Linked DNA regions of Mus musculus: all the other regions are linked to region 1. Evidence: chromatin loops called from intact Hi-C (ENCODE). Cell type or tissue: left cerebral cortex. All regions are shown on one strand.

Region 1 (8,000 bases):
GTGCTTTATACTGTGTAGCTGGAGTTGAGCCTGCATGAAAAAATGTAGGGACAAGTATAAGTGAAGATGCAGGATGTGGTGGTTCACCTTGGCTGTGAACTTGATGGGATCTGTGTGGGTTTGTTTCCTTGAAGGATTCGTTGAGATGGAAAGACCCTCTCCGAGGTGGGCAGAGCCTTTCCCAAGGGGCCCAGGTGTAAAGAGGACCAAAGGAAAAGTGGTGCTGCTTCATCTGTGTGCCTTTGCTCCATGCTGACCTGTGCATCTGCTTTACTGTTGCCGCCGCTGCTGCTGTTGCTGCCACCATCCTCCAAAGACATCCAGACTCAGCTTCTTTAGCCTTCCTATGCAGTCTGAGGACAGCAGCTCTGCAGCGACCTCCAGGCCTGCATTGTGATTGCCGAGGCATCCAGTCTGTGGACTGAGCATCTAACAAGTTCTCAGCCTCTCCAGTACACAAGACAACCATTGCTCGACTACCCACCATGCGCGGTGTAGGCCAATCTAATAACCCCTGTGTATTAAGCTCATTCTATTGGGTTTATTCTTCTAGAGAGCCCTAATGCACACTGTGGACTTTTTCTGGATAATGAACACATGTCTGCTTACCCCAGAGAGGACAGCAACAAAGACCAAAGAACTGTCCCACTGGAACGGAGCCTGGTGGGTCAAGAATCTTGTTCATTTAGAGGTGTGTGTGTGTGTGTGTGTGTGTGTGTGTGTGTGTGTGTGTGTGTATGTGTGTGTTCATGTATGTCTTTGTGTGTATTCATATGACATCAGACACCTTCCCCAGTCACTCTCCACTTCGTTTTCTTAGTCTTTTATTGAACTAGGGTATATCAACTGACTAGAGTGGCTGGCCTGAGATTCTCCTGTCTCCATACCCCAGTGCTGGGACTCTAAGGGGTGTCAATCACTTACCCACTAAGCCATCTCTCCAGCCCTACAATGACTTTTAATCAGAGTTTATGGGAACCAGAGCAGCACACAAGTTCCTCTGAAGCAGACGTCTCAGTCTCGCAGCCACTGACCGCTTATGCATCTCCATGCGTCCCACATCCCCACCTCCCACACAGTGAGACAGAGATGGGGCCCACTTTTGTGTAGGTGTCCTGTGGTTAATCACACATGCTGAGAGTTCAAGAGGACGATGGTCATGTGATAGCCAGAGGATAGCACTCCACGTAGACGTGCGCGTTAGATTCTCTGTGTGCAGCCTCGTGAGAGAGCAGATGCAGCTGTGTCGTGCATCACTCACACCCCGATCTGGGCTGCCTGAAAGGAACCTGCTTTTTCTCTCCGTCACGACACCCCTGCCTGTCCCAGGTCTGTCTGTCTGTCCCTGTCTGTCTGTTCTCTATTATGAAGAACAAGAACACAGATGGGAGAATGGGCCAAAGCGTGTTGGACTCCAGAGTTGCTTGGTGGGGTCTTGGGCTTGGAGCTGGGTTGTAAACAGCTGACCCTGGCAGGGTGGGCCCACGTTCCTTTCCACACAAGCCCTCGGGTCCCTCAGATCACATCCTCTGCGTGGATACATCCTGTGTGTCAAGGCCCACAGGAAGCCTATGAGGAGTGAGTGAGTTATGGGAGGGACACCCGGGGGGCATCAAGCCCATTCATACTTGAGTGCTGGGGACTGAAGGCCGAGAGGGAGAACTCTGGACAGTCGCGTGGGAGCAGTGCAGTTACTTCCTGTGGAGACCCTCAGCTCCTCCTGTGGCGTCTACCCCTCTGATGTCCCAGTTCCTCCGGTGGCAGCTTCCTCTCCCCCTTTAAACTCTGCCAAGGTCCTGCCCTCTTCTCTATAAGATAGTTCCTTAAGTTTGAGTGCCCTCCTCCCATTCTTACAAATCTGCAGTTACCCTTTTAGGGTGTCCCAGTCTGACTTTCCAGTTTAATCTCCACCCTTCCTAGGCACTGCCATGGACATCATATCTAGAACCTTCTATAGGAAGGCTCCCATTCCCCTCTCTGCTATGATTCACCTAAGACTAAAATGGTCGGCCTCATAGGATCTCATATCCTTTCTCCAAGGCAGCACACCCAGTGACTGGTTTAGCCTGCGTGGCTTGATTTGCAGAAAAGAACATGGAAGCCCCTATGTCCAGGACCCTTACCGGGCTGTATCTTGCTGAAATCCAACACTTGTCCCCACTCACACCCTCCAGCTTGTCCTGCCCTGCCCTCTCTGGAATTTGACTTTAATGAGTGGCACCTCTTGATCTGACTTGTTCTGAGACTCCCAGTTAGGTTAGGCTGATGGGGGGTCTCAAGTGGCATCAAAAAAACAATGGAAGCCGGGAGTGTAAGGGCTAATGGGTGGCCCAGCAGGAGTCAGAGAGCCAATAGGAGCCAGCAGGGGTCTAAGGACCAATAGGAGGCCAACAGGATTCAGAAAGCCAATAGGAGCCCAGCAGGAAGCAGAGGGCCAAAAGGACCCCAGAAGGTATCAGAGGGCCAGGATATCAGCAGATGTAAAAAGGCCAATGGTAGGTCTCAGCAGGCACTGGAGGGCTAATGAGAGGTCTCAGCAGGGGTCGGAGGGTAACAGGAGCCCATCAGGCACCAGAAGGCCTAAGAGAGGCCCCAGCAGGAGTCTGAGGGCAAGGAAGAGGAAGAGTTAAAAGTTAAGGATCTTTCTGCTTGGCTCCTCTTTCCTTGTTTGGATCCCAGCCCTGTCCAGCTTGGCTCCTCCAGTTGCCCTCAAGAGCACCTGGTGGTGGTTCTGACTCCCACCATTGCTCGTCCTTGGGGGTCTCATTAGCCCAATTGATTCCCCAAGCCTTGCCCAAAATACTTGTGTGAAGTTTGCTTTCTTCTGATTCCTCCCAACATGCCACGTCTCCTTCAGGGCCCTACACTGTAGAACTCTCCCTTTGCAGGTACAGGTCTCCTAAGGATAGCCTGATGCCTAGGCTCGCATCTTGTCATGAACCATACAGTTCTTTTACATCATATGGGCGCAGGCCACGAGAGCCCCATGTAAACAGCTCCTTCCCATGACGTCCTCTGGGGCCTCCAGGCTCAGCTCTGGCCCTCGGGTGCCCTCCTTGCTGCTTGGCTACTTGGTTCTGTAACCAGGAAGTCCCCTCATACGCAGCTCCCCACTACTCCTGGATAGAGAAGCTGAGCTGTCTCAGCTCCTTCAAGGTTAGGAATGACAACCTGTCTATGCCCTGGCCTAGAGCCTGGAGCCGGCCTCATCCTGTGCAGGTGCTGAGTGTGCGTCTTGGGTGGACACCGCCCCGAGTGCTGAGCAGGCTGCAGGGCCTGGAATGTGCTGAGCTCAGCAGTTTGGACAGTACAACTTCACTAGAAACTGGGAGTCATATCTATTCTGCAAGGCCCAAGTGGAATTTTCCATTTGGGATGCAGATCTGAAAGGCAGGACCATATATTGTGGCTTATTCACCCACCCATCCACCTTGGGCTGTGTACAGAGGGTCTGGAGGCCTCGCACCTCCCTGGAAGGTCTCAGAACTATAGCCTGCATCAGTGAGCCATCCGCATGGTTGAATGAGGACACCTGCTGCCTGTGATGTGTCACTGAGTGCCTGGTGTCCAAAGGGGAGTCTAGAGAGGAGTCTATGTCACCTTTGTCCGGGTGATTAGAGGAGGGCCTAAGTAGAAACTCCAGAGCAGTCCAGAGGGAGGCAGAAGAGAGAGTGGAGAAGGCAGACCACCTAGGATAGATGGAAAAGGAAATGGCGGTGGGGTTCCCGGTCACAGACTCAACCTAATGAACTCTCCCTGCAGACTGATGAACTGCACAGGCGTGCCACAGGGGAAGCCCAGGTGGCAAGCAGCCATAAGATGTCCTAGAAATATGGGCAGCTTTAGGACCTGAGGGTGTTTAGGACCAGTGCCTTTAGTGCCCCCATCCCTCTAGTCCCTCACTCATGCCAGGACATTACTTCAGGCCACTGGTGTAGACTTAAAGGCATAGTTATAAGCAATGTGTGGGTAAGTATAATAAGACACAGAGAGGTCAAGACAGCCACCCAAGATCACACAGCTAGAAAACACTGAACTCAGGACCTAACTTTAGTCTGATTTCTTCCTATGGTCCACAATAGCAAGAGAAAGCCAGGTTCCTCTGCAAGGGGCCAGAGCATAAATATTTAGTTTTCACAGGCCTTCTGGGCTCTGTCCCAACTAAGTTCTGCTGTTGTATTACAAGAGAAGCCGTAGGCAACACAAGAAGCAGTGAGTGCGGCTGTGTGCTAATCACTTTTTCTAGACCAGGAGCTGGACTCGCAGATGCCAGTCATGGCTGGCAGAGCCTGCCCTAGAGCCCGTGGTTCTGTGCTCACTGCAGGCTGTGAGGGAGAGGGAACCACACAGACCTGGAGTCCCATGGTTCTACTTGTTGTAGCCCTCTGTCCTGGCCACTCCAGGTGAACAAGAGAATTCTTCTTTAAAAAAAAAAAAAGGTACCTCCACGGCTTACCCCAGGTGGGTTGTAAATTTAAAAGTAAGATCATTCGCGCCAGGTGTGAGGGGCAGTGGTCACTATCAGGGATATGATCAAAGAGAGGATAAGACAGATAACTTCGGGTTCAGTTACTGCAGGGCAAGCCACAGTAATGCCATTGACCTAAACCCAAGAGGTGTGGTCTCTCTGCAGGAACAAGCTAACCTGCACCCTGTGAAACCCCAAAGGGATGCGCAGAAGCCTCTGGTGGGAGAGATCTTTTCACTACTCCCGGGAAGGAGCAGCTGTGGCAGCTTGGTAACTCCCCAGAGAGGGCCAGAGGCAGCTGTTCACAGGCTGGGCACAGCAAATTGTGTGATATGCTGGGTTCTGGGGCAGGCCGCCAAGCCAACCTGGGGCGCCTCTGCACCCCACCCCTCCACCGCCTGCTGCCTTACTGCTGATTCACAAGCAAGGCCAGGATATGCCAGAAGGATCCGAAACGGCTCTCCAGTGAAACACACTGCTGCTGAGAGGGACACATGGGGACCAGGAGGCCGGGAGCAGCTTCTGCTGTTTCCACACGAAGGTCGTGACCTTGGCAGGGCAGGGAGGATGTGGGAAGCTCCATCAATATCACTGGAGGCCTGGATATGGATCAGGTTGCCAGAGCCTGGCAGCCATGTTTGGCGGAAGAATCACTCCTCAGAGGGGATGCTAACTTGGGATTTGAGAGGGAGAGGGGACATGCCCAGAAAAACAACAACAAAACAAAACAAAACAAAAGGCTAAATTATAAAGCCAGATGATGTGATGAGGGCCAGCATAGGGCAAGACATTAAAAGAGGGCCACGGAACAGGAGTCGCCTAAGACGTCTCATCTGCCTGAACACCACTGTGCAAAGCGAGAGGCCGTTTTAACGATGGAAGACAGGATAGCTGAGCACAGATGTCCACCTCCCACCTAAGCTACCCCCTTCTGCAAGTGACAGAAAGGACCCTGCAAGGTAGTTACAAAAATAGGAGAATCTGCTTCAGTGTTGGAAAAAGAGGAGCGAGAAGCATCAACATGCCAGCAATTTTGAGGAATTTCAGAGAGGTACGATGCCAAGGAAACCAGATTGAAGGCTGACTCACAGCCCTGCTTCCTGAGCAGGGGGCACTGTGCTGTGGGGAGGGAGAGTGTACTGGGGCTGGGGGCAGTCACTGACCACATAGCCTACCATGTGCAGCTAGGCACCAGAGGACAGGCTGGGCCACAGCAGGGTGCTGCTCAGGAAGAAAGACGCTGGGCTGCGGCAGGGGGTACGGACCCACTTGGAGGAGCCCCCTTCTCATCACATGGCCCACCTGCCTTCAGCAATGGTTTGGCTATGCTGTCCAATAACAAGCAAGCAGAGCTGTCCAAATCTAGTTTCTCCACGGTGTCATGCCAGACACCACAGGCAAAAGAGCAAGGGCAGAGGCCAAGAGTGACCCTGAACATCTGGAGCAGCTGTTTCCCACCTACAAGGAGAAACCATGAGTAGCTGAGACAGTTCAGCACCATGTGACTCCTTGGCCCTCAGCTCTCTGTCCCTGGCTTTGAGTTTTGTCTTAGACTCAAGTGAAAGTTCAGCAGAGGCAGCTAAAACCATGGAGACCCACGGAAAGTTCATGGATGCCAGGGCGTCCCAGGTCAGGGAGGATTCGGAAGCCATGAGCCGTAAAAACAGACAGTGAACATGAGCAGAGGAAGGGCTTCATCAACGAACAGATTTGCTACCGGAAGTAAAAGGAAACTGTCACATCAGTTCTGTGCTTCACAGATGAAAGCAAACCAGAACTCTAAAATGCTGGAAATGATACAGTGAAAGAAACTGAAATTCAAAGGACCCCAGCAGAGCTGAGAAAATGACGGCAGGAGATGAATTAAATTACTGAATCTGAGAGTTAAAGACACATTAGAGGCAGCCAGAAGCAAACCTTAGTTACAGAGCACTGACAGCTGTGTGCAAGATAACCTGAGATCTCTGGGAGGTAACGTCTCCTGGACATCAGTGAGGGTGGAGATTGGGATGCCAGAGTGAGAAGAGCAGCAGAGAGGAACAACAGAGACTCATTCTGGAACTAGGGGCTCCCAAGGGGGCGGTGTAAGTGTGAATTCTGGAATTTGGTTTCTTAAAAACACTGACATATAAGAATGTGGTTTCATTTTAACCTCAGGTGTGCGGATATGGGGCTGCTTCAGACTGTCTTCAGCAACTGACTATGATTTGCCTCGTGCTGTAGCATAGTGGGGGTGTTGCCAGCTGCGGATAGTTTCTGCGGCTTTGGGACATCTGGAATTCTGGAAACTTTTCAGGGGGTGTATAAATGTTAGAGCCTCATAGGCGGTGTGGGTGGTTGTTGGTCATTCAGGGGCGTTGGTTGTGATTTGTTAGTTGTGCTCAAAGAAGAAAAAAGAAGGAAATTATTTAGTGATTCATTCTCTCTCTCTCTCTCTCTCTCTCTCTCTCTCTCTCCTATATAGTGATAGAGCATAAAGGGGGGATGGGCGGAGATAAAGGATGGGAAAAAGAAGTCACAAAGTAACAAAGGGAGGAGCACTCATAGGGATAAAGGGTAAGAAAAAGAGGAAGCCACAAAGTAGCAAAGAGCAGCTGCCAGGGCGAGTGTTGGTGATTTTTTTTCTGTAACTATGACAATACTTGACAAAAGCAACTTAAGGAAGGAAGGAAGGAAGGAGGAGGGAGGGAAGGAAGGAGGAAGGGAGGGAGGGAAGGAGGGAGGAAGGGAATACAGGAATTCAGTTCATGTGGCAGGGAAGGCAGCTGGTCTGCAGTCAGGAAGCAGTGACCAGTGCTGATAGCCTGTTGCTTAGCTGGCTTCCTCCTTTTTATTCAGTTCAGGGGCACAGTTTATGGACTGGACCCAGCCATGTTTCCACGGGACCACCCTCCTCAATTCAACGTCTCAGGATGCTAAGAAGCATGCACCTTAGGTGGCTCTGAATCTGCCCAGGCTGACATTGAATATCAACCCTGCAAGGTCTTAGAGCAAAAGAGAAACAATGAAAGATCTAATGGAAGAAAACTTTCATACTAGGAAGACCAAAGTCTTCAAACAAAAGCTGCCGTTGTGTTTTAGGAAAAGCACATGAATATCACACAAGTTTACCAATCATGCTTATTGTCACTGTATTCACTACAGCAAGGAAATGGAATTAGTTTAGTTGTCCATCAGCAGACAGGAAAACTGATGGATAATAAAATACATACTTAATAAATAGCATGGGGAAAATAAATAATATATATGAAAGAATGCATAAATGGAGAGTGAAAATATACAATGGGATACTATTCATCTCTAAAAAATGAAATCACAACATGTTCAGGAAAATGGAAAAGCTTAGAATGTCTATTAAGCAAGGTCATACACTCTCAGAAAAACAAAAACATGTAGCCTCCCTTCTGTGTGCACATGTATGTAAGTGCAGTAAGATATGAGCGTGGGGAATGGGGGGGGTGGAATTTGGGTGATGGGAAAGAACTGATGCAGGCAACAGGCACAGGTCAGGAAGCGATAGAAAGCTGATTCT
Region 2 (8,000 bases), 82 kb before region 1:
TGCTCTGTTGTGTCATACCAAGCCCTTATTTCTCTGTATGCCTGTGGTCTCCTGCTTCATTGGTGAATTCTGTATGCCTTTCTCCTCTCCCTCACTGCTTCTTGGCTTTAGTTCACTGTCTTTGCTGTTGTCAGGACTAAAGATGGCGATGACTGGCTTAGGAAGGCGGCAAGAAGATGTCCTTTTCCCAAGTAACACAGGGCACTAGGTGGTAAATAGGAGTGAATAGGAGGCGTGTGGGGATGAGACAGTCACCCAGGATTCTGGTATGGATGACAAGGGCCTTAGGCTGCTGGTTTATGAGTATGGAGTGCAGGGAGGGGGTCACATGCTGGAGAGATGTCTTGAGGCTGGGATCACCTAGATGAAGTCTAAAGCCCAGGTCAAAGGTGAGACAGGGCCATCTACATGGAAGCCGAGGAGAGTCTCATCCTGGCGGATAGATATGAGACCCTAGGAAAAGCCCACCATGAAGCATTGGGGAACATCTACCTCTAGCAACAGGTGGAGAGCAAGGGAACTGGGGAAGAGATGCCAGATGCCACCAGTGGACGCATCAGAGCATCCTGGGAAAGCGACAATGTGACCATGGAGCTGGGCAGAGATCTCCCATGCCACTGAGAGACTCATTCAAGCAGTCCCTTCAGTTAGGGCTGTGGATTTCATGTCTGGCAGATGCAGGTGAGCAGAGGTGAGGTCACACAAAAGGGGCAGGTAGCTGGGTATATGGGTGTACAGAGTGGAGCCACCAGGCAGAGCAGGCCTTGCAAGGATGGGGGAAGGCAGGCAGGTACTAGAGGTATTTCAGAGTCCTGCGGCAGGTCTTGTGGTTTGATACAGTTTGAGTCTATCGCAAGTTTGAGTCTATCGCTAGAGGTTTGTGCACTAGAAGCTCGGTTCCTGTGTGGCAGCGTTGAGGTGGTAGGAGGCATTTAGGTCATTGGTGTCCCTTTCTAATGAAAGGACATTCTAAAGGGTGTGGTTTCTTCCTGTGAGAGTGAGTTGAAGGAATGGTCACCTGCTGCACGGTGTGCCAAGGAGGCCTCTTTTCATTGGGGAATTACTGGCCCCAGGTATTTTACTACAGTAAAAGAAAATGACCAACAGTGGCTAGGTCAGTGTGTGGGTGTGTAAAGGGCTCTTAGTGCTATTCCACTGACAATTAAACCAAGTCTGGAGTTGACCATTGCTTTGCCGAAGGCTCCAGCAGCACTAGGAGCAGAGCTCAGTTCCAACCCTGGACTTTTCTCATGGCCCACAGGGATCCCTTGATGGGATCCCTGAGTGATAGCTCCATGTAGAGTGGCTACTTCTGTGACTCACCACCAGAGAAGCATGTCTTACTGCTCCAAGGTCTACCAAAGTGCTTGTAGGTCCCCAGAGCCTCCAGCTAGCCAAGGGTCCAGAGCTTATAAGGAAACCCAAGGTAGGCCCCGGGGAGACAGTCTGGGCTCCGGACTGGACTGAGTTTGCAGAGGTATAGCAGCCCTGCTCATCCCTTGTAAGCAGACTAGGGAGTCTCTTAAGCTGTACTTCTGCCTGCTTCCTAGACTTCAGGGAAAGGGGACTATAGAAGTCATGGGTGTGGGCAGGGCACGCTATGCAGGTGGCTGCTGCTTGCTTGGGTTACCCAGGTCTTAGATGTCACATTAACACACTCAGTCGGGAGCCTCCAGCATCTCTGCTCTCACATTTTGAAGTCCCCAGCCTCACAGGCTTCCCAATCAGCTCCTATCTCTAGGAGGACAAGGAGGAAGAAGAGGAGGAAGAAGAGAAGAAGGAGGAGGAAGAAGAAGAGGAGGAGGAGGGGAAGGGGGAGGGGGAGGGGGAGGAGGAGGAGGAAGACGAGGAGGAGGAGGAGGAGGAGGAGGAGGAGGAGGAGGAGGAGGAGGAGGAGGTCCTGACATATTTATTCAGCTCAGGGAGGCAGCACATGAAATATGCAGGCCGATAGGAACAAATCATCAGGATCCAGGAAGTGGCGCCACAGGGACTCCATGGTGCCCAGAGCCACACAGCCGGCCCCTCAGACTCACACACCCCGCTCTATGCACTGTCTCATGGTACTGAAATAATATTCAACTTCCCACAAAGAACATAATCACCATAATTTCTCCCAGGAGATAATACTCAGAGGCTCCAGGAGCTAGCTAGTTTCTGCATTTAGTGCTCAGAAACCATGACCTAACTCCCCTGTCCAAGGAGGAGAGAGAGGCCTCAGGCAGACAATGGAAGGGCTTAAAATCGTGTGGGGACAGTGGCCAAGGAGCACCTGACAGGGCCACCCTGCTCTTGCTTCAGGGCACTTCTCCTGCTCAAGCTGAGCACAGCAGCCTATCATCTGCCTCTGTTTCCTGAGTACTAATTTGCATACTGAGGCCAGCTCAGGGGACCAAACCATCGATATTTTTCCATAGGCAGTACAAAGTCAAAGTTATTCCTACACCATTCACACAGGCAGTTTGGGACACCTTTGATTTCACAGAGATGTTACACTAAGTCCCTGGGTTGCATCACAGCCTTCATTCACTCAACTAATATTGTCAGGCACCTGCAGTGGGCCAGACTTTGTGTTGGGAGCTGGAGTCACAAAGGTGTAAAACATACAGTAGACTCTGAAGTGATGGTGTGTGCCTGCTGTCTCAGAACTAGGGATGCTGAGGTGAGAGACTTGCAAGTTTGGGGCCTCTACTACATAAGAGCCTGTCCCACCAGCAGCAGCAGCAGCAGCAGCAGCAGCAGCAGGGGCTCCAAGGTTTGAAGATACAGTGTAGTGGTAGATACAGCCTTGCTAAGCATGTGAAAGGATCTGGATTTGATCTCCAGAATGGCAAATAAATTAAAAATAAACAAACAAACAAACAAACAAATAAATAATTTTTATTTTAAAATCACAACTGTGAGCTTTCAGAGTTGCTGTGAGCAGCACATATCGTGAGAGTCTCTCTAGTGACTTAACTAACGGCAAATGATAGAGAAGAAGAGAGTGGGCCTCTTGCTCTGTCCTTAGACAGTCCGAGTACTCTCTTACTTCAATGGATGTCTCCACTTTTCATGGTAGCTCTCCCTTGCCTCTACTTCCCCAACCAAGTTTGTATTGTATTGTATTGTATTGTATTGTATTGTATTGTATTGTATTGTATTGTATTGTATTGTATTGTATTGTATTAACACAGTCCCACTAGATCACAAGGCTGGCTTTCAAACTTATAACTTTCCCAGGCTGGCCTGGAATTTGTGGCCCCCCTGGTTCAGGCTGTCTAGCAGCTGGGATTACAGGTATGTACAAGGCGCATGCTCCGTTCTGTTCTTCTGGCCTTCCTGACCAGGTTAACAGCCTGACGTGTAGCCAGCACTTCTTTTAAAATCTTTTATCTGTTATTATTAGTGCACAGATGCATCTGTCTCTGTTTCTGTCTCTGCTTCTCTCTCTCTCTCTCTCTCTCTCTCTCTCTCTCTCTCTCGTGTGTGTGTGTGTGTGTGTGTGTGTGTGTGTGTGTGTGTGTACAGTTGTTGTTAGGAGTAGGTTCTTTCCTTCCACAATGGGTTTTGGGGACCAAATTCAGGTTGTCAGTGCAGTAATGGCCACTGAGTGATTTTACCCCCTGAGCCATCTTGCTGGCCCAGTGCTTCCAAGTTTTAAACCTGTGTCTCCACTCTAAAATCATGTGGTAATTCTATGAATCCACTCTGGGCCTTATAAACTATAGCGCATGGACCAGGGCATCTGTATACAGCCTGAAAGGAAGACTGTCCCCGAGGGAGTAGAGGCCATCATAATAGCTGTCACCAGCTGCTGCCTTGTCCCCAGGCTCTGCTGTGGATCAGGTCTTGGAGTGACTTTCCCCTTCTCTGGGCCTTTCTTTCTCCAGCTGCTTTGAGTGGCTCTATTGGTTCTCAGCCTTGGTGGGGATTTAGAGACCTGAGACTACTGGAACATTTCAGATGCCTGGGTACCGGCTGATCCATCTTAGAACCCCAGAGGTTAAGAGGAGGGTCCTGAGGGCTCGTTATTTCTACAAGCTTCCCAAGCTGACCCTAACATGGAGATGGAGTGGATTTCCACTGGCCACAACAGATTTTCAATGTGGACAATTTCTGGTTCTCAGAGGCTAAAAATATTATGGAACTCAGAGTCCCATTTTCACAGAATAATCCTAGTTTTCCCTTTCTCTCTTTAAAAGGCACATTTCCCCCCCCCCCCCCAAAAAACTTTGCATTTGGGTACCTAGAGAAAAATAGATCCAATGGTGACAATTTGTACGCTGAAAAAATGTCCAGTCTGAAAATATTCCCTGGCTGTGGGCCCAAGAATGTCCAGGAGACAGTTGGGCCAAGGTTTTATCTGGGAATGATATTGCCAGCCTTCTGCTCTTGCTGGCTCCCTGGTCTGTATGTGACATGGGCTCTGTCTCATCCCCCAAATACCCATCCTTCCTTGACTCTGGTTTGAAGGGAACAACCTTATGTGTTAAAGTTAACTTATTGGCCTGCTAGAGTGTTGAATCCCTGCAATCCCAGAATTTAGGAGGTGGAGCCGGGAGGACCACAAGTTTGATGTGGGCTAAAGGCCAGGCTGCAGAGTGAGTTTCCAAGAGCCTGAGCTGTGGAGATTGTGTCAGAAGCAAAAACAATGCAAAAGAAAACAAGACCGAGCTGTCCAAAAGCCTGAGAAACACACATCAGAGAACCCTTACGTGGGGCAGCGGGGAGTTAACGCATATCCGAACTGAAAAGCTCTGCTCTATGGGACTAAAAGTTTACAGAGTAGAGGCAGACTGGGAGACACCTTTGAAGTGTAAGGCTTCAAAACGTACATACAGGTTCAATATGTAAGAGCATTAGCGACTTGCACATAACTGGGAAATGGTGACCTCAAAATCAAACTGGCCAGAGGGTCAGAACTATCAGTTAACAAATGGCTCAAGCCACAGCATGACTTAGTTTATTCTTTTAGACTGCAGGTGACGAGGAAGAGGAGAGGGAAAAAGGGGGAGAGAGAGGAAGAGAAGAAGGGTAGGGGGTATATGGGGAGGGAAGGAGGGATGGAGAGAGATATCAGGGAATACCACAGGTGGGAGGGAGGGACCTCGGCATCCCTGACTAGGGGGAGTGGAAGCAATGCAGTCCCTGGGAAGAGAAATGTGGCAGGGTCCACAGGCTTAATGTGCACGCCCTTCCCAGCCCAACAGCCTGCAGAGGCCCCAGTGGAACCCACAAGGACATGGGTATAAGGGCCTTGTTATTCATGAGGAGACAGGGTTTGAGACAAGCTGTGCCTGTCACTGGGGAGCAACCGTGGGATGGATGTATCCATGGAGACAGAAGGGAGAAACTCTGGCCAAGATGATCTCCCAGCAATGAAGCAAGAGACATGTCCAAAACGTAGCACGCTAAGTGTAAAACAACAGCAACCACCAAGGCAGGGAAAACCAAAAAGCCATCCGATCCAGTGCCGCAGAGGCAGCTCCAAGGTATACGCACGCAAAATGCCAACCCACACTTGGGGAGGACATAGAAACCCAACATTCGCGCTAAGCAATGAGCTTGTGGCTCAATCATAAACACAACATTCCCGCTAAGCAATGAGCATGTGGCTCAATCATAAACCCAATATTCCTGCTGAGCAATGAGCATGTGGCTCATTCATTGGGTGAGGGGATAAGTGAGGGGAATAGGGGATGAGCAAGCCAAAAGGTCTTTCCTTGAGACAGTGGCATCAATATCCTGTCAAATGAGGAGTGTGAGGCAAGGCCAGCCACACTTCCGGTCATTGTAGAGAATGGCTAGGGGAGAAGGTACCACCAGCTGACATGGCCCTTCTCTATGCCAGTCACTGAGCAAGACACTCGACACTATCATGCCCTGAATACTCAGTCACTTTCAAAGCAAGGGGCAAGGTTATCCTTCATAACACTATATATATGTATATATATATATATATATATATATATATATATATATATATATATGAGAGAGAGAGAGAGAGAGAGAGCTCTAAAATGAAATTTCAGAGTGATTAAGCTACTCTGCCTGGCAAGTACTGATACTTTTCACATGAGGGGGGGTGAGCTCCTCATCGCTGGAGGCATTCAAGCAGAGGCCTGGAGAGTCAGGGCTTCTGTAACACAGAGTCTGCTACTCTATGGAGTACAATGTCTACTAAGTAATTCTGTCTTCTGGGCCTCCTTACTTGAGGGCATTCCCCCTGGATGGTGGATGGCGAGGGCTAGCAGGTCTTCAGGCTGGGAACAACACCCTGGTCCCAACAAGCCCACCTTCATCAGTGTCATTCTGTGCCTGCTGACCCATAGCCCTGCTACAGTGCGCTAAAGTTCTGGGGACTCCATCTCTAGTCTTAAAAAGCCAGTGTTTGAGTCCACTGAGCCAGCCTTTCAGACCCTGGCTCATGGAGGGCGCTGCAGTGTGTCAGGAAACAGGAAAGGACATTTAAAAATCAGCCTCAGGAGTCTCTCTAATCAGGGCCAAACTGTCCTAAAAGTTCCCTAGTAGGTTCTGGGAAGTGTCTTCCCGCTGTTATGGCTCTGACATTTGGCCAGAGAGATTGTGAAGTCCCCAGGGCCAGGCACTGTATCTTACTCAACTTGTGCTTCCCTGGAGGGCTCAGCAAAGCAGCAGGCAGATGAAGGGAGAAACCGGTTCAGCATCTGTTCCGTGGGGGTGATGAGGCTATGCATGGAGAGGCGGAGCCTCCACCTCGGGAGGTACAATCTGAATGACAATTATGGCATTAAAAGCCTGCAAGACCCCGGTCCCTTCAGATCAGGTGTGCAGACACCAGCCCCGAGGCTGTCCTTTATATCTCAAGGAAGCCACTATCAGTCAGCCTCACAAACAGGCCTAATGAAGGCAGGCTGCCTGGAGCAGATGCTGGGCTTTCTATGAGAGCGCCAAACAAGGCCTAATCATGCACGCTCTGCTCGGCTTCCTCCCCGCTACAGATTCCCAGTGCTGTTTAGAAGAGGCAGTCACAGGGAATCTTTTTTTCCCTTAAAGGGGAAGAAGAAGTTACTCCTCCAATATTCATCTCCATCCACACAGGGCTCAGGAGACGGCAGAGTGGATGGGGGAGGAGCAGGGAACAGGTAGACTTGGAACTGGGCATGACCAGGATGGGCGGCAAGGCTGCCCCTGCCTCCACCTGCCATCCAGGGTGCGGAGCTTACGGCCCACCAGAGAAGGGCAGATACACATAAGCTATGTGCAGGAGGTCCTAGGATCTAGTGATGGGGGCATGGCCTTTGGGGTAGGGAGGGACCAGGGCCAGTACAGGGACATGAATGGACAGTAGGTGTCTATGTGGGCAGCCGAGGAGGGTATGGCCTCCGGGGATACAAATCAGCATTCTTTGGAGGTATTTCTTCCAGAGTGAAGGATGCTGGCTATTTGCACCTATGCATTATCATGGCTCTGGGTTGATCCCAGCAATGGAAGCATTAACCTACTGGTCCCGCACCTGCTGCCTGACTTGATGTGGGCAGGATCACAAACCTGACTTATGTTGGCTTATGTTGGCTCGGGCTGACCTGTGAGTTTGGCGATGCTAAACCCGCAGTTGCTAGAGTTGATGTCTAAACTTAACATATGAAAAAGAGCCGGGTAATAAAGACAGCAGGCACCCTGCGATCAAGTAATCCATATTTTACAAAGCACTCTGCTCCAGGTGATATAATTTGAGAACTTAGAACATGACAAAAGGATTTAGTTGGTATCGTTCGAAGAACAAGCATATTTGCTAGGATGCTTACTTTGCTCAGCCAATAAAGAAGACTCAACAAATGGGAAAATAATTACATTTGCCTATGATAACACCTTTTGTGCCTGCCAGGGAGCTGACGTGTGTTTCAATTACCCGCCAAGGTAGGATGAATGAATAAACGACACGCTCCCACTAGGAGGGGGCAGCCGGAGATGCACCTCTCTAGATTGATCCGGTGCCTGGTGGGGTCCGCTCAAATGGATCTGAAGAGCTTGCCTCA
Region 3 (8,000 bases), 58 kb after region 1:
ACACCCTGTTCTGACTTCCGTAGATACAAGGCATGTGCGCGGTATTCATTCATACATACATACATACATACATACATACATACATACATAAAAAATTTTAAAATCTGTTTTAAAGACTCTGGATTCTGCCAGGAAACCAAATTAGCACAGAAGCAGGCCTTCTCCAGGGAGCCAGCCCTGGTTTAGGCACCAGCCTGGAGTCACAGCCACTATGGAAGCAGAGGCAGCAAGACCATAAATTTATAGCCTGTTTGGGCAATTTGCCCTGTCTCCAACTAGCCAAACAAAATTATAGATCTGAGGACCTAGTCGAGCCATAGAGTGCTTTCTTAGCATGAGCAAGACCCCGAGGCCAACTCCTAGCACAACCAAAATAAACAGGTATATAAAAGCAAGGACTCCGAAAGCCCGGCACACAAGGCGGCACAAAGCTACGCTGTGCCTGCAGCTCTGCCACAGCTCCGTGAGGAAGCCGGTAAGCAGGGTTTAAACCACCACGTTCCTGCTGATCTGGTGCGGCAAAAACAAGAAAGTAATGCTTTCAGGTAGAAGGAGAAAAGCAAGAATGCCAGAATACATTTTCCTCCAATGAAAGAACCAGACTCAAATATACATCTGCATCCTTTCTGATCTACATACGGTGCAGAGCAGTTTTCTCCCATAAAATGATGGGTAGTGGGGAGGGTTTGTTTCTAATGTGCTCATGTGACAAAATGAAAGTTCCCGTGCCCTGCTTATCCTTTTGTCCCCTGGTCCACTTCTTCCTCTGTGAATCCAGGTACAGGCAGTGGTGATGTAATCTACACCCTCCCCACCCCCACCTCCCTGGGGGAAAGCCGAGGACCAGAAGGGAGGCTCTCTCCTGCAACTTGCCACGATTAAGGGGGGCATTTTTGGATTCCCAGTTTAGAGGTTTCTTATAATTAGTGATTTTGGCAAGTGAAAGTTAAAGCTAAGTGTTCTGGAAAGACAGGCCATTTCCTTCAAACAGTGCTGCCAGCCAGGACCTCCAAATGTGTCAGAGCCCTTGGCCTAAGGCAGGAGAACTCACCTACTGGGGACTAAGACCTCTTCCTCCCCTAATGGGACTACTATTAAGCCGCACCCAAAGGGATCTGTTCCTCCCTCAGACCTTTCCCTGTGTGTGTGTGTGTGTGTGTGTGTGTGTGTGTGTGTGTGTGTGTGTGATGTCTGTCTGTTCAATTGAGGAATTGCCCACAGGCACATCTGCAGGGGTGTTTTCAGACTGTTAACTGATGGGGGGGGGGTTGGGTTGGTGGTCCTGAGTTGTGTGAAGAAGGTGGGTGACTGTAAGCCTGGGGGCAAGTCAGTCATTCCTCCATGGGCTGCTTCAGTTCCTGCCTCCAGCTTCTTGCCTTGAGTTGCTGCTTTGGCTTCTATGGATGATAGAGTGTAATCCCTAAACCAGATTAACCCCTTCCTCCCCAAGTTGCTTTTGATCATGTTTATCAGAACTAGGAAAGTAATTAAGATATGCTCATTTTTTTTAATAGAGCCTCTGATTAAGCCTGGAACTCTTCGGTTATCTAGACTGGCAGCCCAGTGAGCTCCAGAGATCCACTTGTCTCTGCCCAGCTCTCCTTCCCAGCACGATCATTACAGACACACGCCACCATGCCAAGTGGGTGTAGGAGATTTGAACTCAGGTCCTATGGCTTGCATAACAGGTACTTTTCCGGCTGAGCAACCTCCCAGCCGTTGTTTTTTGTCTTCAATTTTTTTTTTAAATTAGCATTGAGGTGGAGGGACATAGCATGTCATGGCACATACATAGAGGTCAGAGGACAACTTGTAGAATCAGTTCTAGTCTCCATCTTTATGTGAGTTCTGGAAATTGAACTCAGCTCTTCCGGCTTGGTGGCAAGCACCTTTATGCACTGAGCCATCTTGTTGGCCCCCTTCCTTGCTTTTTGAGTAAGAGCCTCACTAGATAGCATAGTCTCGCATGGAATTCTGTATGTGTCCCAGGCTGGCACCAACCTGGATTCTCCCCCATGCTGGAGTTACAGGCTTGTACCACCAACCTTGGCTATTCGTCTGTCCTACTTAAACACTCTCCCCTAATTCTAATTTCTCATTCTGAATCGTCTTAGATAACATTTGTTATCCCCAAAAGGTGGACTTTCCAGCGGACCACAGCTGGACTATCTTGGGGCTTCAAACTCACCCCAGCAGGGGGCTGGGCCCAGCAGAGCTGGACTGATCCAGAAGCAACAGTGGGCTCCCTGTTTTCCCTGTAGCCAGCATCTCCCCACATTTGTTCCATACCCCACAGAGCTGTCCTGGAGTGGAATAAGCTCTGGACTCCCCCTGCACCCTGAACCAGCATCCGAGCCCGTGTTACATATGTCACTGGGCCTCCACAAAGTCACGCACTAAAAGCCTAGGAAAGAGGGCCCCAGAGGTCCTTGACAGAGAGTAGCTTTCCCGTGCGGCCTCAGGACTGTGTCCTGGACAAGCCTGCTGAGTGCCTACCAGAGCAGCTCCTCAACAGGTCACCTGCTGAGTAACAATTTGCTTGATGGCCAGTTCGCTGACACGTGGGAGATTTCTCCAAGTGATTCCTGAGGGGGCGGGGCTTGTGGCCACTTCCCCAGACACACTTCACAGATGTGTCCTTCCAGCTCAGGCGGAAGTAAATTTCATGCTCGTGTTTCACATTTCCTCCCTTCCTAAAGGCTGCGCTTAGAGATGATTCCCGAAGCACTTGAGTATCACCCCCTCATGGTGGGGGGGGGGGGCTGCCCCTGCTGAAACCAGGAAAATACTGGAAGCTGTTTGATATCCTACGCATGGCCTCTGTCTGACAGCTGTCAGCGAGCTGTCCACTGGACCAAACAGTCATTCGGAGAAGTTATACGACAAGGTGTCTCTTTTAGCCATTTGACTTTTGATAAGTTGCCCTCAGAGCCCTAGAAGGGGGGCTCTCCCTGCAGGTCCTTCACTAGGCTGTCCTCCGCTCACCTCAAGAGGACATGCTGAGTGTTGGCATGGTCACCGGCCGCCTGGCACACAGGAAGTCATCCTACCACCTCCTCCTAACTCACACTGCCATGCACAGCTAGAAGGGCGGCCACAGGCCCGCCAACGATCACCACCTGCACATTCCAACACACTGTTTTGTCACCGACTGTTTCTCCTACCCTGTGAGAACCTGTCACAGAGAAATCACTGGCACACATGGGCTCTTAAAATCCAGCACTTATAAATGGGAATAGATCCAATGGCCATGAAAATCCTTTTTTTTTTTTTGTTAATGAAAAAAGTAAGACTCCAGAATGAGTTCCATTTTCATTTAAATCTCACTTTTAAAGAATTAAAATACTTCTCTGACTTGAGAATTTCAAAGAAAATGAAGCTGAGAGTGAAAATGTTTTTAAAGTAAAAATGCCAAGAAAATGTCAGAGTTAATAATGACCCATTGAAAACTGGGAATTATTCCCCACAGAATACTAGACTGGAAGGAGACATTAAAAGCAACTGTGTCCAACCTGCTTTCAGGCTTCAGAGCCCTCTTCATCTCTCCCACCACGAGCAGCCGGTGTGGTATCTGCCAATGTCCCTCCAGCGCCAGGATCTCAGCTCTGCTTCTGACAAAGTTCTTAAGCTGGCCTGAAACCACCGCTTCTTTTGCATTGTCTGTCCCAAAGTCCCATAAAGGACCAGATGGTGAGCGTCTTAGTCTTCAGTGGGCTGAGCAGCGACTCATCTCAGCCACCGTAGTATGAACAGCTACAGATAATGCATGAAGGAGTGGGGGCTGCAAGCCAATCAGACTTTATTTTTAAAAGCTGCAACAGCTGGATATGGCCCAGGAGCCACATTTTGTTCACCCCAGCTCTGTAGCCTCATTGAACAAGCATGGTCCTCCACCTCAGGAGAGCCCCCCAGATACCTCAGCTCAGCCTGCGTTACTCGGAGATGCCTTCGGGCTAAATCACCCTTGGCTCCTCTAATCACCCTATACGGATGCTTCTGTCTGTCAGAAGTCCCTGGGCAGGCTTCTGAGCACAAGTGTTTGGGAGCTGTGGAGCCTACAGTGATCTCCCAAATACCTCCATCTGCCTGACAGAAAACAGGACTAGCTGCGGGTATGACAGCTCAGGCCTCCCATTCCAGCACTCCACATTTGAGCTACAGAACAAGACCCTGCCTAAAACTCTGAACCAAGGCCAAAGCAAAGAGCAAAAGGACACCAGCTGCCATCACCCCGCGTGTGCTAGACTCAGTACTGAGAATGGTAAGTGCCGCCTTACAGCATTACTAACGTCAGCTCGGGTTTTCATTTCCATTTTACATGTTAGGGAAGCCGAGGCGCCCAAAGGTTAAATCATTTACTCAAGGTCACATAAATTCGAAGGATTCAGTCCTAGGCAATGTGATTTCAGAAGAATTTCGTTTTCAATAAAAAAATTCCTGGGCTAGCAACATGGCTGAGCAGGGGCTTGGTGTGCAAAGCCTGACAACCTGAGTTCAAACCCTGGGACACCCAGGACAGACCCGACTCTCCCGTGTACCAATCCCTGTTTTATAGTTTTGAGTCCATGCTTTTCCTCTCGACTCTGCATCCTTAGGTTTAGCCGTGTAACTGGGATCGCTCTGTGCACTCCTGAAACAGGGTCTTCTGGCTCACCATTATGTTTCGCATTGTCTGGTAGTGAACACAGTTCGGGTCTTTGCATTTTGTAGCAGTATGGCAGGCCAAGGTCTTCTGAATATACCACCCTCTCTGCTAATTCCTCTGCAGTGTTCTAGTTTGTCTCTCTGTTGTGGTGATGAAAAACTGACCAAATGCGATTTGGGGAGGAAAGGATTTATTTTCGCTAACAGGTTACAATCAGTATCCAGAGAAACCAAGACAGGAGCTTGAAAAAAGGCCATGGAGAATATAGCGTACTGGGTTGCTTATCCAATCTGCCTAGGGATAGTACCGCCCACAGAGGGCTTGGCACTCTTCCATCAATTAGCAATTAAGAGAATGCCTCATCGGACTTGGCTCCAGGCCATCGGATTTAGAAGATTCTTCGGTTGAGGTTTCCTCTTCCCAGGTGACTCTGGGTTGTGTGAAGTTCACAGCTGAAGCTAACTGTGGCACTCCGGTTGTTCCCAGGGCTTTGGCTGTTCCAAGCAAGATAGCTCGACTTTCTACGCACAGCTCCTGGCACACGGGCAGGGTTCTCCATGGCACAAACCTGGAAATGAAACTGTTGACTCATAGGGCATGCCCCACTCTCTCAGTGAGACACCAACACTCCTTGCAGCAGTAGTTGAGACACCTCACAGCTACACCCACGTCAACTTCCAATTTTGCCAGTCTTGTGGGTACCCGCCGTCTCTTTTCGATTCCTGTGGTCCCGATCACCAGAGAAGTTAAGCCATCCTTTCACGTGTTTATGGGCTGTCTGGGCTTCCTCTTTCACACTGGTGACTTTGCCTGGATTTTTATTGGGTTGTTTGTCTTTCTCTTATTGATTTGCTCTAAGCCCTCTCAGCCACATTGCCAAATCGAATGAAACATCACCCACCCTGCATCTGACTTCTGCTCAGGCTGCTCAGACCGACGCCTGGCACCGAGTCACACTGGACTCGCAGTCAGTAAAGACTACACCTTTCTTGGTGGCAGGGGAGAGAGAAACTACTTGACAAAGTCCAGCCAATCAAAAGATAGGTGAAAAAAACGTAAACCCGAGGGACGGGGGCTGTGATAGGCAGTGGCAGTGAGGGCTGAGAGCTAGACCCACGTAACAGGAAAGGAAGACACCATGGAAATGCAAACTTGAGAAGGCAGAGAAGGGAATGGAATTGGATGTCGGTTAATTTCCTCCTCTGCTATAGGAGGACTTTATAATCAATACCTTCAAAAACTGAAAACTGGAGTTGAAAAGCGGGGAGTCTAACCTCATTGCTTTCCAGAATCCTCTCTGTGCCTCTCTCCAAGAGCAAAGCCAGAAACAAATCTTTTCAGTAGTGTAGGCAAAATCGCTCAACACCAACCAGTTCCTTCTACTTTACAGCCTTCTTCTTGGACCCGCAAATGAAGAAGCAGCAACACCGAATCTTTATGTCCTTCTTTCCACTTACAATACAGGCACAGAGAGGGGTCGAGAACAACCATCATGTGGTGCTGAATATAGCAGGGTTTGGGGTGACTTTTTCTTAACTTTTTTCTTGTCATTTTGTTTTTTGTTTTGCTTGCATTATGTTTTAAAGCACCTATTACTTTTATACAGACCGAAAGTCTTTGTGGCCACCTTTGAGATAGGGTCTTACTTAACCTATGGGGTTGGCTTTGAACTATATACAGCTAAGGATAAGCCTGCGTTCCTGACCCTCCTGCTCCTGCCTCCTCAGCACTAGGGTTACGAGCACCACCATGCCTGGTTTATGTCTTTCCGGAGACCTAACCGAAACCCCTATGTATGCTAGGCAGGCGCTCTATGAACTGAGTTAAGTCAGCCCCAGGAAAGGTGGAAAGACTGGGGTGTTTCCTATAGCCAGGGTGCTTTCGCAGCCACTTCTGTCTCCTTCATGGCTTTCTCAGTTGGTGTTCTGAACCCAAGAGCAGGACTTCATCACCGTCATTGCTAAGTGATGTTAAAGTTAGGCCAGCACTCTGGGCAGCTGAGCATAGCTGTATCAACTTGCCATTTCAACTAACTCCTTCATACACTTTCTGGTCATCCACTAGAGACCAGGAGTTGGCTAGGAAAGAGTGAGCTCACACACCCTTGAGTGGAACAGACTCTCAGGAAAGGGTTACCTGTGTGTTACATTTGAAATGAAGAACAATAATAAATCATATCATGGGTAGCCTTTGCATAGCATTATTTGTGGCAGGCTAATCTAAATGCTTTATATATGGTCTCACTTAAACCTCACACCCAGCCTACAGATCCTATTATTGTACTGTATTTGTGTGTCAACTTGACACAAGCTGGAGTTATCATAGAGAAAGGACCCTCCCTTGAAGAAATGCCTCCATGAGATCCAGCTCTAAGGCATTTTCTCAATTAGTGATCAAGAGTGGGAGGAACCATTGTAAGGTTGTGCCATCCCTGGGCTGGTAGTCCTGAGTTCTATAAGCCAGCAAGCTGAGCAAGCCAGGGGAAGCAATCCCGTAAGCAGCACCCCTCCATGGCTTCTTCATCAGCTCCTGCCTCCAAGTTCCTACCCTGTGTGAGTTCCTGTCCTGACTTCCTTGGTGATGAACAGCAATGTGGAAGTGTAAGCTGAATAAACCCTTTTTTCCCCAACTTGCTTCTTGGTCATGATGTTTTGTGCAGGAATACAAACCCTGACTAAGACAATTAGTAAAACCATTCTTATAGATGAGGAAACTGAGGGTCAGAGAGGCCAGTCATCTGCTTAAGGCGTGGCCGGGAGCGAGGGGTGGCATTCCTGAGCCCATGCCTCATAGTATCTGTGTTTTTACTCTCTCCATCCTGGCACATAGGGAGAGCACAGTCTCCAGGCATATCTCCCTGGCATATTGAGGGTGAGTTTAGGTCATGGAGTGTGAGCAAAGGCATGATGTATACCATGCTGGGGTTAGCCAAGGGATGGGTGAGGAAGAGTCCAAGCACTGAGAAGAAGGGACCCCCCACCCCACCCCAAGCTCCTGGGATGGGGTCATAGGAAGAGCAGTGGATGGAAGGGCATGCAGTCACACACTGACAGCCTCCAGGCTTGGTGGCTTCAGAGTCCTCCTTAATTTTGTGGATGAGACTGCTCTCTTCCCGGGAGTCCCCACCATGGAGTAGGCAGTGTAATAGAACAAGGACCCCACATGTCTGACTGGTGCAGGGGTCTCCTGTGAACAGCGTTTGAGCCTTGCTGGTCGGTATGAGACTTTTGCTGACAGTACTGCCATCCAAGCTTCTCTTCCTGGTCCCTCTCCCAGGTTTCATGCTCTGAAGGTCTGACTTATCTTACCTGATTGCTCTCGCTCTCCTCTTAGGACACCGTCTGCTTCTTCCCCA

Evidence for each region. A loop is a pair of places that touch in the nucleus more often than their neighbours do. Peaks named below come from ENCODE experiments on the same cell type or tissue, not always from the same donor. Only the 100,000 strongest peaks of a DNase experiment are listed, where the experiment ranks them.
Region 2: a loop joins it to region 1, with 2.0 times the contacts of the local background. A loop is called at or near these places in 2 of 42 quality-filtered maps.
Region 3: it touches region 1 in a loop (1.9-fold over the local background); 2 of 42 quality-filtered maps call a loop at or near these places.

The regions. Positions count from the first base shown.
Region 1 is chr4:46,822,783-46,830,782 of GRCm38, forward strand. All of the region lies in intron 3 of Gabbr2 (gamma-aminobutyric acid (GABA) B receptor, 2), which reads right to left. Among named protein-coding and RNA genes, the nearest start is that of Gm32208, 23 kb to the right of the region's middle. In left cerebral cortex, a CTCF peak has its summit at 3,551; DNase peaks (open chromatin) are centred at 1,155, 3,326, 4,259, 4,836 and 2 more places; H3K27ac peaks cover 6,540 bases.
Region 2 is chr4:46,740,429-46,748,428 of GRCm38, forward strand. All of the region lies in intron 8 of Gabbr2 (gamma-aminobutyric acid (GABA) B receptor, 2), which reads right to left. Among named protein-coding and RNA genes, the nearest start is that of Tbc1d2, 94 kb to the left of the region's middle. In left cerebral cortex, no CTCF peak of the experiment used is centred here; DNase peaks (open chromatin) are centred at 4,349, 5,330, 6,709 and 6,883; H3K27ac peaks cover 3,488 bases.
Region 3 is chr4:46,880,681-46,888,680 of GRCm38, forward strand. All of the region lies in intron 1 of Gabbr2 (gamma-aminobutyric acid (GABA) B receptor, 2), which reads right to left. It overlaps Gm32135 (a long non-coding RNA gene), which reads left to right and starts at 1,671. Exons shown (of 3, transcript XR_881234.3): 1 at 1,671-4,261. In left cerebral cortex, no CTCF peak of the experiment used is centred here; DNase peaks (open chromatin) are centred at 823, 3,086, 3,700 and 5,252; H3K27ac peaks cover 3,095 bases.